Regions from separate parts of the Homo sapiens genome. Here region 1 is linked to region 2. The links are chromatin loops, found by intact Hi-C in ENCODE. Cell type or tissue: natural killer cell. All regions are shown on one strand. Links, peaks and the distances in the headings refer to the core of each region. The heading gives the core; the rest is flanking DNA. Region 1 has its middle 29 kb from the start of TMEM92-AS1. Region 2 holds the start of LOC105371822 (a long non-coding RNA gene).

Region 1 (9,907 bases), core at 1-8,000, 61 kb after region 2:
ATAAAGTCTGGTTGCTGCTGGCAGCCACTCTAAGAGGAGAGCCTTCCTGAGGGTATGGTCAACACAGAAGAAAGAAACCAAGCAATGGGAAGAGAGGAACTGGTCCTGAGTGAATCATCTGAGCCCCTGTGTTCAGCACCACCTATGCTGGTCGGACACCTGAGCCAGCACTCCGCTGCTTCCACTTAACCTGGCTAGGCCATTTTCTCCTATCAGGTGTAAATGGGGAATCCCCATGCACTAACAATGGGCCAGTGCTCCTAATCCCGGTGCCCTACTGCGTGTTTGCCTGGACTGGCCTGAGGCAGAGAGGGAGGTTCCAGTGATATTAAAGTGACTGTTGGCATTGAAGAGTCCCAGTGAATTACACTTTATGATGTTCTCTCCTGCAGCTCTGAACCAGATGAGAGATTGGCAAAGAAGCTAGGTAGATGACAATCACAATGTCAGCTTTGGCTGGATGTGGTAGCTAACGCCTATATTCCTAGTGCTTTGGGAGGCTGAGGGCAGAAGGATCACTCGAGGCCAGGAGTTTGAGACCATCCTGGGCAACACAGCAAGATCCCATCTCTATGAAAAATTTTTAAAAGTAGCTAGGCATGGTGATGCACACCTGTAGTCCCAGCTACTTGGGAGGCTGAAGTGGGAGATCTGCTTAAGCCCAGGAGTTTGAGGTTACAGTGAGCTACAATCACGCCACTGCACTCCAGCCTGGGTGACAGAGAAAGAGTCTATCTATAAAAAAAAAAAAAAAATTTAAATAAAGTCAGCTTTATTACTGTCACAGCTGGAAAAGAGCATGGCTTAGCTGAGCAACAACAACAGATTTCCCAACATTGTACCCCGGAACCAGGCTGACCTGTCCCCTGGTCACAGGCAGTGCTGGGCAAATGGTCCTCTGTAGCTTACTATGCTAAATGTGGGCTTCCCATGGGCACCCAGCTCCCACGCAGAGGGAAGGAGCTGGGAGGGCCTGCCTGGCTCCTCCGTGGAAACTCAGAAACTTGAGAATCAGATGTCACACCTCCTGCCCTGGGGAGGAATGAGGGAGAGGGTGGAGCGAGGCCAGGAGCTTAGCCTAACAAAGCTGCTTTCACAGGCAGCATGAAGCAAGATCTCAGGAGGTCTCCCGCCACCTCCCCAAGAACTAATCAAAAGCCCAGGAAAGGATTAAATCTAAAGTCCAAGTGGTTTTGTGTTAACTCAGAGCTGCTCCACTTCAGTGCCACTGACATTCAGTACCAGGTACGTCTTTGCCATGGAGGGGCTGTCCTATGCTTTGGAGGAATGGACTGAGCAGCATCCCTGGCCTCCACCCACTGGATGTCCACAGCATCTCATCACCCCCACCTCCCAGTCATGACCAGCAAAATGTCCCCAGACATTGCCAAATGTCCCATGGGGCTGACATGACGCCTGGTTGAGAACCGCTGGGTCAGGTGATTAGAAAGACAAGGATGGGCCCCTCTCCTAGATGCCACAGCTGCAGGAGTCAGGGGAATGCACCCCACCTGGAAAGGAAAGGACCAGAGGTGAAAAGAAGAGTGAAGCTGTTTCTCCTGGAGATAGGTGTGGTGGCAGGGAGTTAGTGGCAAGGCAGGAGTCTACCACTGGGTGGGCAAAGAGGAACACATGTGGCAAATCCATGCTGAATAAGTCTGATTCCGCAGGACGACTGAGAAGAGTTCCATGATGGAATAACGTATATGATGTGGGTGGCGTTTAGGGATACCAACAAGGGGCAGGGAAGCACCCTCAGACAAGCATCCATGGGGCACTCTTGCCTCCACCATGCCTGAGGGTAAGGGCAGGAGGCGGTCCCCAGGCTGTAGGAGAGAGCCTCTGGGCAGGAGCTGTGGCCGTTGGGAGAATAATGCCACCACTGCTATGCCCAGCCTGTCTAGTCAAATCAATATCCCACCTTACTTGTGCCTACCCTCTGATCTCTTATGGTGCCTTTCAAAGACCAAACCCAACTGGAAGGTGGGAAATGGGCCCTGGGGGCAGATGAAGATTACTCAGCACACACACCATGGAGTACTTTACAAAGTTAGAAGCAATGGATTAGATGCACCCAGGGCCACATGGACCGATCTCAGAAATATAAGAATGGGTGAAACAAACAAGCAACAGAATGAGATATATAACCCGATAGCATTTGTGAACATTTAAAATGTATGCCTAGAAAAAATACAAAACATCAATACTCCCTGTACAAGAATACATGCAAATGAAAGACTCACAGATTATGAGCCTATGGCCAGGCGCGGTGGCTCATGCCTGTAATCCCAGCACTTTGGGAGGCCGAGGCAGGCGGATCACTTTGAGCCCAGGAATTTGAGACCATCCTCGCCAACATGGCAAAACCCTGTCTCTACAAAAAATACAAAAATTAGCTGGCATTGGTGGCATGTGCCTGTAGTCCCCAGCTACTTGGGAGGCTGAGGCCAGAGGATCACTTGAGCCTGGGACCAGGCAGAGAATGCAGGAGCCGTGATCATGCCACTGAACTCCAGCCTGGGCAACAGAGCAAGACCCTGCCTCAAAAACAAAAAAAGAACATGTGCCTATGATGGGGAGGGGCTGGAGACTGGGATAGGATATGTGGATAAAAGAGAATAATTACAAACAAGAGAGGGGACTTACATGGACTAGTGATGAGAAAGTGCCATGAACTAAGGCATATGATTAACTAACTCAAATGTCTGCAAATGAAGTTTAAAAACAGCGGGGAAAGAAAAGGAAGGGAAGAAGGAAGAGGGAAGATAGCCCATCAGCCCTGTCCAGCATGTCTTGGGGGAGAGGAGTCGGGGTGGGAGCCCCTCAGGGGCGCTCAGTCTCTGGTCTGGAGGGGCGCAATCCCAGATGGGGAAGGAGTTGCCTCAGGGAGCCTCTCAGAACTTCCTTTTCACTTTTATAAAAATGGGAGACACATCAAGAGATTGTACAAGGGCAAATGCCGTCCTCATTTCCCAAAATGATTCTAGAATTTTAAGCCACCAATCTTGACACCTTTGATTTTGGAATGAATTCAAGTCCAAAGACCCGAATGGAGCCCCGACTTTGTATCCAGCCGGGTATGAATCATCCAACAGATGGTGGGTGCACATTTAGAAACCAGCCCGGTGAGCCCTCAGAGACAGGCTCTTAAGACAGCCCTGCCAAGCTAAGCTGATGTTCTCTTCTGACATCAGAGAATTTGTGGGTTCTACTCTTTCTGGCTTCAGGGATTAGCTGTGGCTCCACAAATTCAAGTCATGGGGAGTGGGGAGGTGGCAACTGTCAGAACAGGAAAGCAGATGTTAGGTGCTAGCTCAGCCTGAGTCACATGTCCATGCTGGAGCAGAAGCCAGTGGGCACTGTGATTGACAGCACCCTCACCAGGACTCCAGGGAGGTGGGCGCACTTGCTGCAAAACAGGGGTGCTAATACCGGAAGAAGGCTGATGAGCACACAAAACCAATAACTATGACAGCCCTCTAGGATCCCCTTGGAAGTGGGGATGAGATGTAGGGGAGTGGAGGAAGAATTTCATCTTTTTTTTTTTTTGAGACAGGGTCTTGCTCTGTCTCCCAGGCTGGAGTGCAGTGGTGCAACCTCCCAGGCTCAATTGATCCACCCACCTCAGCCTCCTAAGTTGCTGGGACTACAGGTACTCACCACCGCAACCAGCTAATTTTTTTATTTTCGTAGAGACGGGGTTGCTCAGGCTGTCTTGAACTCCTGGACTCAAGTGATCTGCCCGCCTCGGCCTCCCAAAGTGCTGGGATTACAGGCGTGAGCCATAACGCCTGGCCCCTATTCTTACTTGTAACAAAACAGGCATTTTTGGTTATTTTAATCTACTATTGCCTTTTATACTGGATTTCTGTCACTCGCAATCAAAAGAATCCTGACTGTTCTACAAGCAATATGGGGGGGGGAAATCATTTTTGTGTTTAATTTCAGTATCCATGTGCTTTGCCATAAATGTTTTTTAAGAATTTTAAACTATTTTGGCCAGGTGCAGTGGTTCACGCCTGTAATCCCAGCACTTTGGGAGGCCGAGGCAGGTGGATCATGAGGTCAGGAGATTGAGACCATCCTGGCTAACATGGTGAAACCCCGTCTCTACTAAAAATACAAAAAAACAGCTGGGTGTGGTGGCAGGCGCCTGTAGTCCCAGCTGCTAGGGAGGCTGAGGCAGGAGAACGGCGTGAACCTGGGAGGTGGAGCTTGCAGTGAGCTGAGATCACGCCACTGCACTCCAGCCTGGGTGACATAGCAAGACTCCGTCTCAAAAAAAAAAAGAATTTTAAACTATTTTAAGGGTTTTTTTTTTAAATTTTGGTGGTTAATTCTTAATTATGACATGCATTTTAAAGATACGCTTTCAGTGGTTTATCATATTTTCTCTTTTCCACATAAAACTTTTGAATTATTTATTGGCAAATGTGACTTGTTTAAAGTGTTAATTTCATGCTTTTGCAGGTGTACATTTAGAAATGAGCACAGTGAGCCTGCAGAGACAGGCTCCTAAGACAGCCCTGCCAAGCTAAGCTGATGTTCTCTTCTGAGACCAGGGAATTTGTGGGTTCCACTCTTTCTGGCTTTGGGGAGACTGTCTGACTACAGAAATATTGGCCACCTAAAGAATTTAGGTCCTTGCCACTCGGACAAGCATGACCAGCCCCAGTTCCCACAAAGAAACATCTGTCTTGCTTCATGTCATGGAGTTGCTTGTATAGTTTAAGTTTCGAGTACTTGTCTGAGCAAGTCTGTCTTTTCATGGATGGCTGAAAATGCTTTATGAAGACGTACACTTCACAAGAGTTAATAGCAGAAAGCACTGTGTCAAAACCCAAGACATAAATGTAATTAAAATCACATTGTATTTCCTGTTGGTTGCTGAAGTAGACATTAAGAAAGTCTTATCTTTAATAGTACATTTAAAATTCCCTGTCATAGAAAATTATCTTTAAATGATAGCTCAGAAAAGAAATACAAAAAGCTCTCATGCCATTTATTATTAATGTGATTTATGTTAAGTCTGTCAGTGGAATGCTGAAAATGTGCCAATGAGTTAGCTCAAGAAATGATGCAAAATTAAATATTAATGAAGCACTCAAACAAGCACCAATTACACTGCAGTATAAGCTTGTAAATATTTCCATAAGTAATTTTCAGTCCGTATTCAGGTAGCACTATGGAGCAAGAAAAGAACCATCATTAATTTATGCAGAAACCTTTTTTACTAATAAATTTTCCAAATCACAAATTTAATTTTAGCTTTTGATTTTTAAAAAGGCAATAAACTGTTAAAGTTTGTACTTGAATTCATGGATACTCTTTTTTTTTTTTTTTTAAAGATGGGGTCTCACTATGTTGCCCAGGCTGGTCTTGAACTCCTGGGCTCAAGTAATCCTCCCACATTGGCCTCCCAAAGTGCTGAGATTACAAGCATGAGCCACTGTGTCTGGCCTTTTCTTTTCTTTTCTTTTTTCTGACACAGGGTCTCACTCTGTCACCCAGGCTGGAGTGCAGTAGTACAATCATGGCTCACTGAAGCTTTGATCTCCTGGGCTCAAGTGATCCTTCCACCTCAGTCTCCCGAGTAGCGGGGACTACAGGCGTGCACCATTATGTCCAGCTGATTTTTTTAAATTTGTAGTAGAGATGAGGTCTCACTATGTTGCCCAGGTTGGTCTTGAACTCAGCTCAAGCAATCCTCCCTTGTCAGCCTCCCAAAGTGTTGGGATAACAGGCCTGAGTCACCATGCCCAGCCCATGGAGAGTCTTTATGTTGCAAGTGATAGAAAGCCCAATTCACATGGTTTAAACAAGGAGAATTTGCCTGCATGCTTTAGAGAAAAGTGCAAATAAAATGCCGCTTCAGGCAAGATTTTATCCAGCAGCAGAAATCCCAACTCACGTGGCTTAAACAAAGAGAACTTGCCTACATGCTTACCTGAAATGTATACTTGAAATGTGGCTTCAGGCAGGATTTCATCCTGCAGCTCAAAGGATGTCACCAAGAACCTGGTGTCTTTATGCCCTTCCTCTCTGTCTTCTGCTGGGTCAACCCCTTCCTCAGGTCAGTGGCTCCTAGAGTGCACTACCTCTCTCTCTCCCCTTCAAAACCAGACCACTCATTCTCCAGCTGTAGGGAAGATTGGCTGCTGATGGCTCACAGCTCTCGCAGCTGAGCCTTCAGGCATTGTTTCATGTTCATAAATGCCCAGGCTTTATTTATTCCCATCCAAAGACTATCCTCCGCCTAGCCCAAGCTTTATGTGATCTGCCAATGATTGGTCAGTGCAGAAGTACAAAAGCGTAGTCCTCCTGCCTAGATCTGAGACAACTCTGAAGGGCCACCTCAGGTCCAAAGCTCCCTTTAGCATCAGTTGAGGCTGTGCTGCAACTGCAACCCAGTTCCACTTTTCCACTTCTCCCTCTGCTCAACCTGCTTCGTTTACTACCTTACAAGTATTGTTTCTGAGACCATGGCCCAGTCACTTCCAGCGTGTAAATATCCATCACAAATCTATTGGCAGGGAGGGACCCAGACATGAGGCAGCTGAGGCCAGGAGTAATTTTTAGGAAGCAGATTCTAAAATAGGTGTTTGGAGCTGGAAGGTGGAGCAATAATTGCCCCTGGCATTCTAGCGTGGTGTACTTGTTTAAACTTTCACTGGGGATGTGCAGGAATGATGGGAAACTGATGGAAGGGAGGCACTGGTGGAAGCAAATTCCCAGGCATTTGAGAGGTTTGAGTGAACTAGTAATATAAGGACTGTGAAATCAGATGGCTCTGGGGCTAGCAATGCTTAAAGGAAGACAATGAAAGTTTGAGAGTACTTAATCATCAGTTTGAGACAAAGTGTGAAAGTCTCTTGGCAGCATATAGAGACTCTGTAGCTGGAGGGCAGAAAAAGCTAAGGATCAGCCCGAAGCTTCATTATAAGGGTAATGCAGCTTCAGAGAGGTTGGATTCTCAATCAGAGCACGTCCGCTCTGTCAGGTCATACCCCAGTAGAGAAGGATCAGAACTCAGAGACTTGGGATGGCACATCTGGGTCAATGCACTAAAAAAATCTTGAATCTCCAGATTCCACTGAACCCACTGGGCCTGCAGAAGCGGCCCCCTGCCCACTGTTAAGGGCTAAAACTCCCCTCATGCTTGAAGATAGTGCAGGGCCTCTGCTTTGCAAGATGAAATGCACCTCCCTCCTGGCCACCAGACAAATAGCTATCAAGTCACAACAAAACCGGCCAGGGATGCGCCAGACCTGCTGCTGAGGAAGGAATGAGACTGTACCCTGGAGGAGCTGCAGGAACTTGCCAACATGTGCTGGCAGGATTCAGGAGAGTAGAGATGGGACTGGATTCTGAGGATGAGGATCAAAACATAGAGCTTGATAGGAAAGAATATTGAATAGGAGTGTGCTCCTGTGATGCAGGATTTTACCCCCTGGCAAGGACCCCAGGAGAAGGTGCTAGAATGGCTCTTGGAAGCCTAGAAACAGCACTGGCTCAAACTAAGTTAAGGAGAAAAGTTCAAACAGCATGGCAGATGGCAGAAGGGATCAAATGGATCAAAGGAGAGGGTTTGCTCAACCGGATCAGCCTGTGTCGGGCCTGCAAATTCCCCAGCTGACTATGTTCCCTGGGAGAGCCCATAAATCACTCTTTTACCAAAGCAGTAAAGAAGGTGCTGGTGGAGGAGGAGCAGCAGCATCGAGAAGTCTATCGTTGGCCATTCTCGGGGAGGCCGTGAGGGTGGGAGATGCTGTTACAGAGCGGGGTGGTGGGGGTGGGGGGAGCTGATAGTAATAGGGATAAGAGGAGCCCAAAATAATCAAGGCCAAGTGGCAGTGTTACAGGAGAGGGGTCCCGATCCAGACCGCAAGAGAGGGTTCTTGGATCTCACGCAAGAAAGAATTCAGGGTGAGTCTGTAGAGTAAAGTGAAAGCAAGTTTATTAAGAAAGTAGAGGAATAAAAGAATGGCTACTCCATAGACAGAGCAGCCCCGAGGGTGGCTGGTTGCCCATTCTTATGGTTATTTCTTGATGATATGCTAAACAGGTGGTGGATTATTCATGCCTCCCCTTTTTAGACCGTATAGGGTAACTTCCTGACATTGCCACGGCATTTGTAAACTGTCATGGCGCTGATGGTAGTGTAGCTGTGAGGACGACCAGAGGTCACTTTCATCACCATCTTGGTTTTGGTGGGATTTAGCCGGCTTCTTTACTGAAAACTGTTTTATCAGCAAGGTCTTTATGATCTATATCTTGTGCCAACCTCCTATCTCATCCTGTACTTAGAATGCCTAACTGTCTGGGAATGCAGCCCAGTGGGTCTCATTTTACCCGGCCCCTATTCAAGATGGAGTTGCTCTGGTTTCAACGCCTCTGATAGCAGCACTTATCTGTCAGAAGGTGGGCACGATTCTCACACTGAGCAGCAAGGTCAGGGAGGCAGCCAGAGGTCCTGCTGCAGAGAACTAAGTAAATGGTGTTTTTTTCCTTTCTTTTTTAAGATATATTTTTAATAGTAAAGATGGGGTTTCACCGTGTTGCCCAGACTGGTCTTGAACTCCTGCACTCAAGTGATCTGCCCGCCTTGGCCTCCCAAAGTGTTGGGATTACAAGTATGAGCTACCATGCCAAGCCGGAAATGGTTAATAGAACATAATATTCCTAGTGGTAAGATAGATGAGCAGCCAAAAACAGCTTATTTTATTTTATTTTTTTAATTTATTTTGAGACAGAGTTTTGCTCTTGTTGCCCAGGCTGGAGTGCAGTGGTGTGATCTCAGCTCACCACAACCTCCACCTCCAGGGTTCAAGCGATTCTCCTGCCTCAGCCTCCCAAGTAGCTGGGATTACAGGCATGCACCACCAAGCCCAGCTAATTTTGTATTTTTAGTAGAGATGGGGGCTTTTCCTTGTTGGTCGGGCTGGTCTCAAACTCCTGACCTAAGATGATCCGCCTGCCTCAGCCTCCCAAAGTGTTGGGATTACAGGCATGAACCACCGCGCCCGGCCCAAGAGCTTATTTTAAAACATCAACCACCCAACAAAAAGTCATGATTCCTTGTCCTGTTTCCAGCCTAAGTTAAGATCTAGAACGTCCTGAATGAAGAAAGACACTGCATCAGCTGGCATATGGACAGGATAAGGTTCCACCAGCCCTTCCACAGGGAGAACTTGAGTAATCATACACTGGGGAAAGAATGCAGATCTTTTGAGAACTGTTGAACATAGAGTCCAAATTGACATTGATACCAAGGAAACTGAAGCATCATCACGGCACCTTATTAGGGTGGTGGAATATGGGGTCAAGTAATAAGTATAGTCCCAGCCATGACCAGCTTCACAGTATGTCCATTAGGTCCACAGACCCACCTGGTAGTCATTTTCCTGGTCTCTCTCTCTTTATTTATTTATTTATTTATTTATTTTTTTGAGACAGAATCTTGCTCCGTCACCCAGGCTGGAGTGCAGAGGTGCGATCTCAGCTTACTGCAACCTCTGCCTTCCGGGATCAAGCGATTCTCCTGCCTTAGCCACCAGAGTAACTGAGATTACAGGCAGGCGCCACCATGCCCAGCTAATTTTTGTATTTTTAGTAGAGATGGGGTTTCTCCATGTTGCCCAGGCTGGTCTCAAACTCCTGGCCTTAAGTGATCCGCCCGCCTCGGCCTCCCAAACTGCTGGGATATAGGTGTGAGCCACCGCGCCCGGCCCTGGTCTCTTAATATATAACTAGAATCAACATAACCAGTATTGCCAGAACTCTTCCAGTGGTTCCTTGGCCTGTGGGGTAAGAGCCATCATAGTGAGGCAGGTGAAATGGAAGCCTTTCAAATGGCCTCCCACCCCAGCCAATCGAAAACCACATCACATCCTGGGGGATGGCAGAG
Region 2 (8,000 bases), core at 1-8,000:
TGGTTCACTCCTATAATCCCAGGACTTTGGGAAGCCAAGGCTGGCAGATCACTTGAGGCCAGGAGTTCGAGACCAGCCTGGCCAACATGGTGAAACCCCGTCTCTACTAAAAATAGAAAAATTAGCCAGGTATGTTGATGTACACCTATAATCCCAGCTACTCAGGAGGCTGAGGCAGGAGAATCGCTTGAACCCAGGAGGCAAATGTTGCAGTGAGCCAAGATCGCACCACTGCACTCCAGCCTGGGCGACAGAGTGAGACTCTGTCTCAAAAAAAAAAAAAAGTAATGTGGGAGGATCACTTGAACTCAGGAAATCAAGACCACCCTGGGCAACATAGTGAGAACTCATCTCTATTTAAAAAAAATAAAGAAAGGAAGGAAGGAAAGAATGAAGGAAGGAAAGAGAGAAAGAAAGAAAGAAAGAGAAAGAAAGAAAGAAAGAAAGAAAGAAAGAAAGAAAGAAAGAAAGTAAGAAAGAAAGAGAAAGAAAGAAAATACATTATTGCTTAAAAAAAAGAAAAGTTAACAATGTTAACAATCACCTGAGCCTTCAGCAAGTCATAATCTTTTTGCTGATGAATGGTCTTACCTCCATGGTGATAGCTGCTGACTGGTCAGGGTGGTGGCTGCTGAAGGTTGGGGTGGCTGTGGCAATTGGCAATTTCTTAAAATAAAGCAACAGTGAAGTTTGCTACATCGATTGACTCTTTCGAGAAAGATTTTTCTGTAACATGTGACACTATTTGAAAGCATTTTACACCAGTAGAACTTCTTTCAAAATTGTAGTCAATTCTCTCAAACCCTACTGCTGCTTTATCAGCTAAGTTTATGAAATATTCTAAATCCTTTGTTGTTGTTTCCACAATGTTCACAGCATCTTCCCCAGGAATAGATTCCATCTCAAAAACCCACTTTCTTGGCTCATCCATAAGAAGCATTTCCTCATCTGTGCAAGTTTTACCATGAGATCGCAGCAATTCAGTCACATCATCAGGCTCCACTACCAATTCTAGTTCCTTGCTATTTCAACCACATCTGCAGTTACTTCCTCCACTGAACTGTTGAATCCCTCAAAGTCATTCATTAGGATTGGAATCAACTTCTTCCAAACTCCTATTAATGTTAGTGTTTTGACCTCCTCCCATGAATCATAAATGTTCTCCATGGTATCTAGAATGGTGAATCCCTTCCAGAAGCTTTACCTTGCCCAGATCCAGCAGAGGAATCACTATCTCTGGCATTTCCTATAGCTTTAGGAAATAAATTCCTTCAATGATAAGACTTAAAAGTAAAAATTACTCCTTGTTTTGTGGGCTGCAAGATGGATGCTGTGTTCGCAGGCAGGAAAACAACATTAATCTCCATGTACATCTCCATCAGAGCTCTTGGGTGATCAGGTACATTGTCAATGAGCAGTAGTATCTTGAAAGAAATCTTATTCTAAACAGTAGGCCTCAACAATGGGCTTAAAATATTCAGTAAACGTTTCTGTAAACAGATGTGCTGTCATCCAGGTTTTGTTGTTCAATTCCTAGACCGCAGGCAGAGTAGATATAGCATCATTCTTAACAAGACTAGGGCTTGGGTTTTTTTGTTTTTTGTTTCAAGACAGGGTCTTACTCTATTGCCCAGGCTGGTGTACAATGGTGTGATGTCGGCTCACTGCAACTCTGCCTCCCAGTTTCAAAAGATCCTACCACCTCAACCTCCCCAGTAGCTGGGACTACAGGTGCAGGCCACCACCCCCAGCTAATTTTTGTATTTTTTGGTAGAGATGGGGTTTCACCATGTTGGCCAGGCTGGTCTCGAACTCCTGACCTCAGGCAATCCACCTGCCTTGGCCTTTCAAAGTGCTGGGTTTACAGGCATGAGCCACTGCACCCAGACAACAACCCTAGGGTTTTTGCGATGGTAATTGAGCATTGGCTTCAACTTAAAGTCATCAGCTGCATTGGTCCCTAACAAGAGAGTCAGCCTGTCTTTTGAAGCTTTGAAACCAAGCATTGCCTTCTCCTCTCTAGCTGTGAAAGTCCTAGGTAGCATCTTCTTCCAATAGAAGGCTGTTTTATCTACATCGAAAGTCTGGGAACCAGGCACAGTGGCTCATGCCTGTAATCCCAGCACTTTGGGAGGCCTAGGTGGGCAGATCACGAGGTCAAAAGATCAAGACCATCCTGGCCAACATGGTGAAACCCCACCTCTACTAAAAATACAAAAATTAGCTGGGTGTAGTGGCGTGCACCTGTAGTCCCAGCTACTCGGGAGGCTGAGGCAGGAGAATCGCTTGAACCCAGGAGGCGGAGGTTGCAGTGAGCCGAGATCATGCCACTGCACCACTGCACTTCCGCCTGGCGACAGAGCGAGACTTCATCTCAAAAAAAAAAAAAGAAAGAAAAAGAAAGTCTGTTGTTTAGTGTAGCCACCTTCATCAGTGATCTTAGCTAGATCTGAATAACTTGCTGCAGCTTCTCCATTAGCAGTTGCTGCTTCACCTTGTACTTTTATGTTTTGGAGACAGCTTATTTCCTTAAACTTCATGAACCAACCGCTGGTAACTTGTAACTTTTCTTCTGCAGCTTCCTCGTTTCTCTCAGCCTTCATAGAATTGAAGAGGCCTTGCCCTGGATTAGGCTTTGGCTTAAGGGAATGTTGTGGCTGTTTGATCTTCTATCACTAAACCTTTCTCTATATCAGCAGCATAAGGCTATTTCAGTTTTTTATCATTCGTGTGTTCACTGGAGTAGTACTTTTAATTTTCTTCAAGAACTCTTATTTGCATTCACAACTTAGCTAACCATTTGGCAGAAGAGGCCTAGCTTTTGGCCTATCTCAGCTTTCAACATGCCTTTCTTAATGAGTTTAATAATTTTTAGCTTTGATTTAAAGTGAGAGATGTGTGATTGTTCCTTTCACTTGAACATTTAGAGGTTATTGTAAGGTTATTAACTGGCCTGATTTCAATAGTGTTTTGTCTCAGGACACAGGGAGGTCAAAGAGAGGGAGAGAGATGGAGAAATGGCTGGTTGACGGAGCAATCAGAACACACACAACATTGATTGATTAAGCTTGTCATCTTCTATGGGCATGGTTCATGGAATTCCAAAACAATTGCAATAGTAACATCAAAGACCACTGATCACAGATCATCATAACAGATAGATACAGTACTAATGAAAAAGTTTGAAATATTCTGAGAATTACCGGAAGTGACAGAGACACAAAGTGAGCACATGCTGTTGGAAAAATGAAGCCAATAGGCTTGCTCAGTGCAGTGTTGGCGCTAACCTTTGATTTGTGAAAACTGCATTATCTGTGAAGCACACTAAAATGAAGTGCAATAAAACAAGGTAAGCCTGCACAAGTTTTGTACAAACATAGGTTTTCATTTCTCTTGGGTATCCTTAGGAATGGAATTGCTGGTTCCTATGATCACTCTGTTTAATCATTTCTGAGCACTTTATTTTCTGGCACAAGAGGATTCAGGCTTATCTTGTACTTTCCCTGCCTTATCCCTGTAATTAGCCATTTTGCTAAGGAGCCCTGGTTTCTTCCAGTGGACAATGGCACTTAGACATTAAGACTTGGGTGCTGTCGGAGGGTGCGGTGGCTCACGCCTATAATCCCAGCACTTTGGGAGGCTGAGGCAGGCAGATCACCTGAGGTTGGGAGTTCGAGACCAGCCCGACCAACATGCTGAAACCCCGTCTCTACTAAACATACAAAATTAGCCGGGCGTTGTGGCACATGCCTGTAATCCCAGCTACTCAGGATGCTGAGGCAGGAGAATCGCTTGAACCCGGGAGGCAGAGGTTGAAGTGAGCCAAGGTCATGCCATTGCACTCCAACCTGGGCAGCAAGAATGAAACTCCTTCTCAAAAAAAAAAAAAAAAAAAAAAGACTTGGGTGCTATCAAAGCATGATGTAAGCTGATTTAAAAAAAAAAAGGCGCTGGGCGTGGTGGTTCATGCCTGTAATCCCAGCACTTTGGGAGGCTGAAGCGTGTGGATCACGGGTGGATCAAGAGATAGAGACCATCCTGGCCAACAGGGTGAAACCCCGTATCTACTAAAAATATAAAAATTAGCCGGGCTTGGTGGCAGATTCCTGTAATCCCAGCTACTCGGGAGGCTGAGGCAGGAGAATCACTTAAACCAGGGAGGTGGAGGTTGCAGTGAGCCGAGATTGTGCCACCACACTCCAGCTGGTGACAAAGTGAGACTCCATCTCAAAAAAAAAAAAAAAAGGCTTGGGTGCTAACTACACTCATTATTATTAATATGTCATGGCTCCCAGGCCCTCTCAATGGATAAAGCCAGAAAATATCTGTATGTATACACATAAGTATACACACATTGACACATGCACACACAACATAAACACATACATACATGCATTTGCATCAATATTTATTTCTACACCTGGCTATTTTGTTTATTCTTGTTTCGTAGAGATGGGATCTCACTATGTTACCCAAGATGGTCTCAAATGCCTGGTCTCAAGTGATCCTCCCACCTCGGTCTCCCAAAGTGTTGGGATTATAGGCATGAGCCACTGCACCCAGCCTCTACATCTCTCCATGTATTTTGGAAATAATGAGTTCTTCCCATTACCTCCAATTCCAATCCAGGTGTATAGGATTACAGGTGAGAACATCAGAGAGTTCATTCTTGTTTCCTCCTCCTCTTCTCTTCTCTTCTCTTCTCTTCTCTTTTCTTTCGAGATAGGGTCTCACTCTGTCACTCAGGCTGGAATGCAGTGGCCTGATCATGCCTCACCTCAGCTTTGACCTCTTGGGCTCAAGCGATCCTCCCACCTCAGCCTTCTGAGTAGCTGAGACTACAGGAACGTACCCCTGCGTCCAGCAAATTTTTTGTATTGTTTGTAGAGACAAGGTCTCACCACATTGCCCAGGCTGGTCTTGAACTCTTAGGCTCAAATGATCTGCCCATCTTGGCCTCCCAGAGTGTTGGGATTACAGGCATAGGCCCCTGCACCCAGGCTTCTTTTCCATATTATAATTCTCTTTGCCAACAGTGAGAAACCTAGCTCACTTTTTCTCACTGGGTCAGTTCTACTGAATATAACTGTTCTGCAGTGGGCAGGTCCAGGCAAACCTATCCCCAAAGGTAATGAAGCTATTCCCAAAAGTGAGGAAGCTGAGAGGCTAAAGAAAGAGGCTGACAAACCCAGTTTCTCAGAAAGAAACATTTAACAAGGAATTAAAACGAGAAGTCACGTCTGACATCAGCAAGCAAAATGGCGGATCCCCACACTGTTGCCCCCCAACCCCAGGGCTTGTATACCACAGGGCGGCAATGTTAGGACAGTTGAAATCGGCCCCCTGGGGAAAGGCAAGAATGCTATGTGCAGATGCCTAAGGGCAAGATTTAGCTAACAGTAGTTAAAGTAGATATCTTAGACGCATCCCTGGAACTGGGGTTACTCAGAAGTCAACATGGCAGATTAGTATCCAAGATGGATTTGCTTTAGCCTCCACGGCAACCGATATCCCATGCCCTCCACCCCACCCAGACCCTCCTCAGCGATCCTGGGCTCTGACACCCTGCCCTGGGCCAGCCTACAACATGGATGCCTCTTTGTCCCTCAGACTCCAGCATGCCACGTCTTTACCCACACGGAAGCAACCCTCAGCCTTCGTGGGCTCTGACACTCTGCCTGGGGCCACCCTACCCTCACCTCCCCACATGGACGTGCTCCTCCACTCAGGCTCTGAGGTTGCACATCGAGCTCCCCCTGGATGCCCTGCCCACTCCTGCAGGAATGCCCTTCTCATCCCCCTTGAACTCCCCTTCTTGGGGCTTGGCCACTACCCTGGCCAGATGCCCTCTTCACCTTTCTCATGACTCACTCTCCCTTGCTGAGCTGGGACCCAAGTGGACATCCTCCCTACCTTGCTTGGGTTTTAACATCCCACACTGGGCTGCCCTCCCACTTGGATGTCCTCCTCTGTCCCTCTTTCTCCTGCTCTGGCCACCCCCAACATCGGCAACACCCTCCTCACTTAACTTGAGCTCCAGAACCATTTGCTGAGCCACTGCATCTCCCATCCACCCTACCCCTGGGGACCCCTGCTTACTCCACCCTCCCCAATATCTTCTGGACTGAATTGTTTTTGTTTTGTTGTGTTTAATGTCAACCAGAAGACTGAATTGTTTTTGAAGGGAAGGAAAGGAAAAGAAACGGAAGAAGAAAAAGGAGGAGGAGGGGAAGAAGAGGAGGAGAAAGAAGAAGGAAAAGGAAGAAGAAATAGAGAAGAAAACGGAGGAGAGGAGGAAGAAGGTGGGGAAGAAAGAGGAGGAGGAAGAGGAAGAGAGCTGCCTGGCCAAATTTTGTGGAATGTTGGATGTTGCGGGTGACAGACTGTAGAGGCTGTGGCTGATGTCATCTTCTTTCAGGGAGAATTTGATTGCCTCCTGGTAGCCAGATAGCATACAGGGAAGTCATCTTGATGCAGTGAAGCTGGTCTAGGTCCAGTTTGCCCTTATTCCTGGGTGTGGCTCTTTCCAGGGTCTCACCTGTAAGCCACATTGATGGAAGTAGAGACCGTGCTTGCAAAAAAAATTGAGGCTGGGGTGGGGAGGAGAGAGCCCAGAGGTGATCTGGGGGCTCAGGAGCGCAGGATGGTGGGGGGACACTAGTGTGTATTTGTCGGTGGATGGGAAGGAAGTTCATCAAGTGGGAGGTGGAGGCAGCCCAGGGAGAACAGGGACTGTGGGTGGCAGAGCAGGAGGGTAGGGCCCTCTGAGCCTGGGGGACAGCAGGGGTTGCAGGTGGGGGTGGGGGGAAGCCAGCAAGCTTGCTTGTTGGGGGTATAGGATTGTGGTAGGGTCCTGCCTACCTCCCTGTGGAGAAGCTGGAGAGGGGCAGGGCAGCCCCGGTGGTGTGGGCAGATGGAGAAGGGATGGGATGCAGTGAGGGACTGGGGCTCAGGTGGAGGAGGGGGCCAAATGTGGGGAAGAGGCTCAGTGAAGGGAGGGACCCTCCGCGGGGAAAGAGTTCAGTGAGAAGAGCGGGAGGCGTCATGGAGGCCCCATCTCTTTATCTAGCTGGGGCCATCTGAGAGCAGTGACTGTACCCCCATCCAACTCTGTCCCTCCCCCGCAACATGGAGGCCCCAGCCCAAGACTTGCAGTGGGGAGTGGGGGGGCAGCCTCCAGTGTTTGTTCTTGTCCAAGGCTGGGGTGGGGAGCAATAAGCCAAGGCCCCAGACTTTCCGCCTCATGGTGGGTGTGGGCCAGGGAGGTCCTGCACCCACTGCCCGCCCTCTAACCAGGGGGCTGAGACTTTCGCCCCTGGGTGCTGGTGCCTAGGAATGGAGGCAGGGAAAGGGCTGGGGGCTCACTCTCCCCTCCCTCCATGCACTGCAGGGGCAGGCAGTGGGACAGGCAGTCGAGCTGGATTTGTTTCTCATTCGCTCTTGGCTCCTCTGGTGGAAAAATCGAAGCGCTCCCCCTGGTACTGCTGAGGCGGAGAGGGTGAGCGTGGCTGGGAGGCTGTCCTGGCAGGGAAGTCCAGGGGCAGGCGGGGCCTGGCCGGGGAGAGGCTGCCCCCTGCTCACAACCCCCTTCCCAGCCCTCTTACTTCGACGTGGCTCTCTAGGCCCAGTGGGAAGTCCTGCCTCAGCTGAAGTGGAGGGGCCGGGCCAGGGAGGAGGTCGGACTGGGCTTGGGTTCAGCCTCAGGCTCGTAGCACCCTCCTTCCCTGGGCCTGTCTCTAGAGCAGTCTCCCAAGGGTGATTTAAAATCCCCCGAGGGTCTTCCAAGGAAGTGCTGTCAAGCTGCAGCAGGAGGGGGCCGAGTCAGACCTGGGACAGGCTTTCTCAGCATTCAGACTTTGCCTAAGTGGGAGGTGAGCTGTGTACTAGGAGGGGAGGGTTCCACAGGCAACTGCTGGATATTTCCTGAACATCCAGGGACATGAGAAGCCTTTTCTGTACATCATCCCATGTGGCCCTCACAGACACCCCAAGGTCAGTAT

The links. A loop is a pair of places that touch in the nucleus more often than their neighbours do. Peaks named below come from ENCODE experiments on the same cell type or tissue, not always from the same donor. Only the 100,000 strongest peaks of a DNase experiment are listed, where the experiment ranks them.
Region 1: it touches region 2 in a loop (4-fold over the local background); 3 of 110 quality-filtered maps call a loop at or near these places.

The regions. Positions count from the first base shown.
Region 1 is chr17:50,311,452-50,321,358 of GRCh38, forward strand. No RefSeq gene overlaps it. Among named protein-coding and RNA genes, the nearest start is that of TMEM92-AS1, 29 kb to the left of the region's middle. RefSeq lists enhancers at 1-475, 4,722-4,851, 6,572-7,151, 7,152-7,730. In natural killer cell, for the core only: no CTCF peak of the experiment used is centred there; no DNase peak of the experiment used is centred there.
Region 2 is chr17:50,250,349-50,258,348 of GRCh38, forward strand. It overlaps LOC105371822 (a long non-coding RNA gene), which reads left to right and starts at 6,265. Exons shown (of 6, transcript XR_007065844.1): 1 at 6,265-6,302; 2 at 7,391-7,498; 3 at 7,936-7,992. RefSeq lists an enhancer at 7,382-7,952. In natural killer cell, for the core only: no CTCF peak of the experiment used is centred there; no DNase peak of the experiment used is centred there.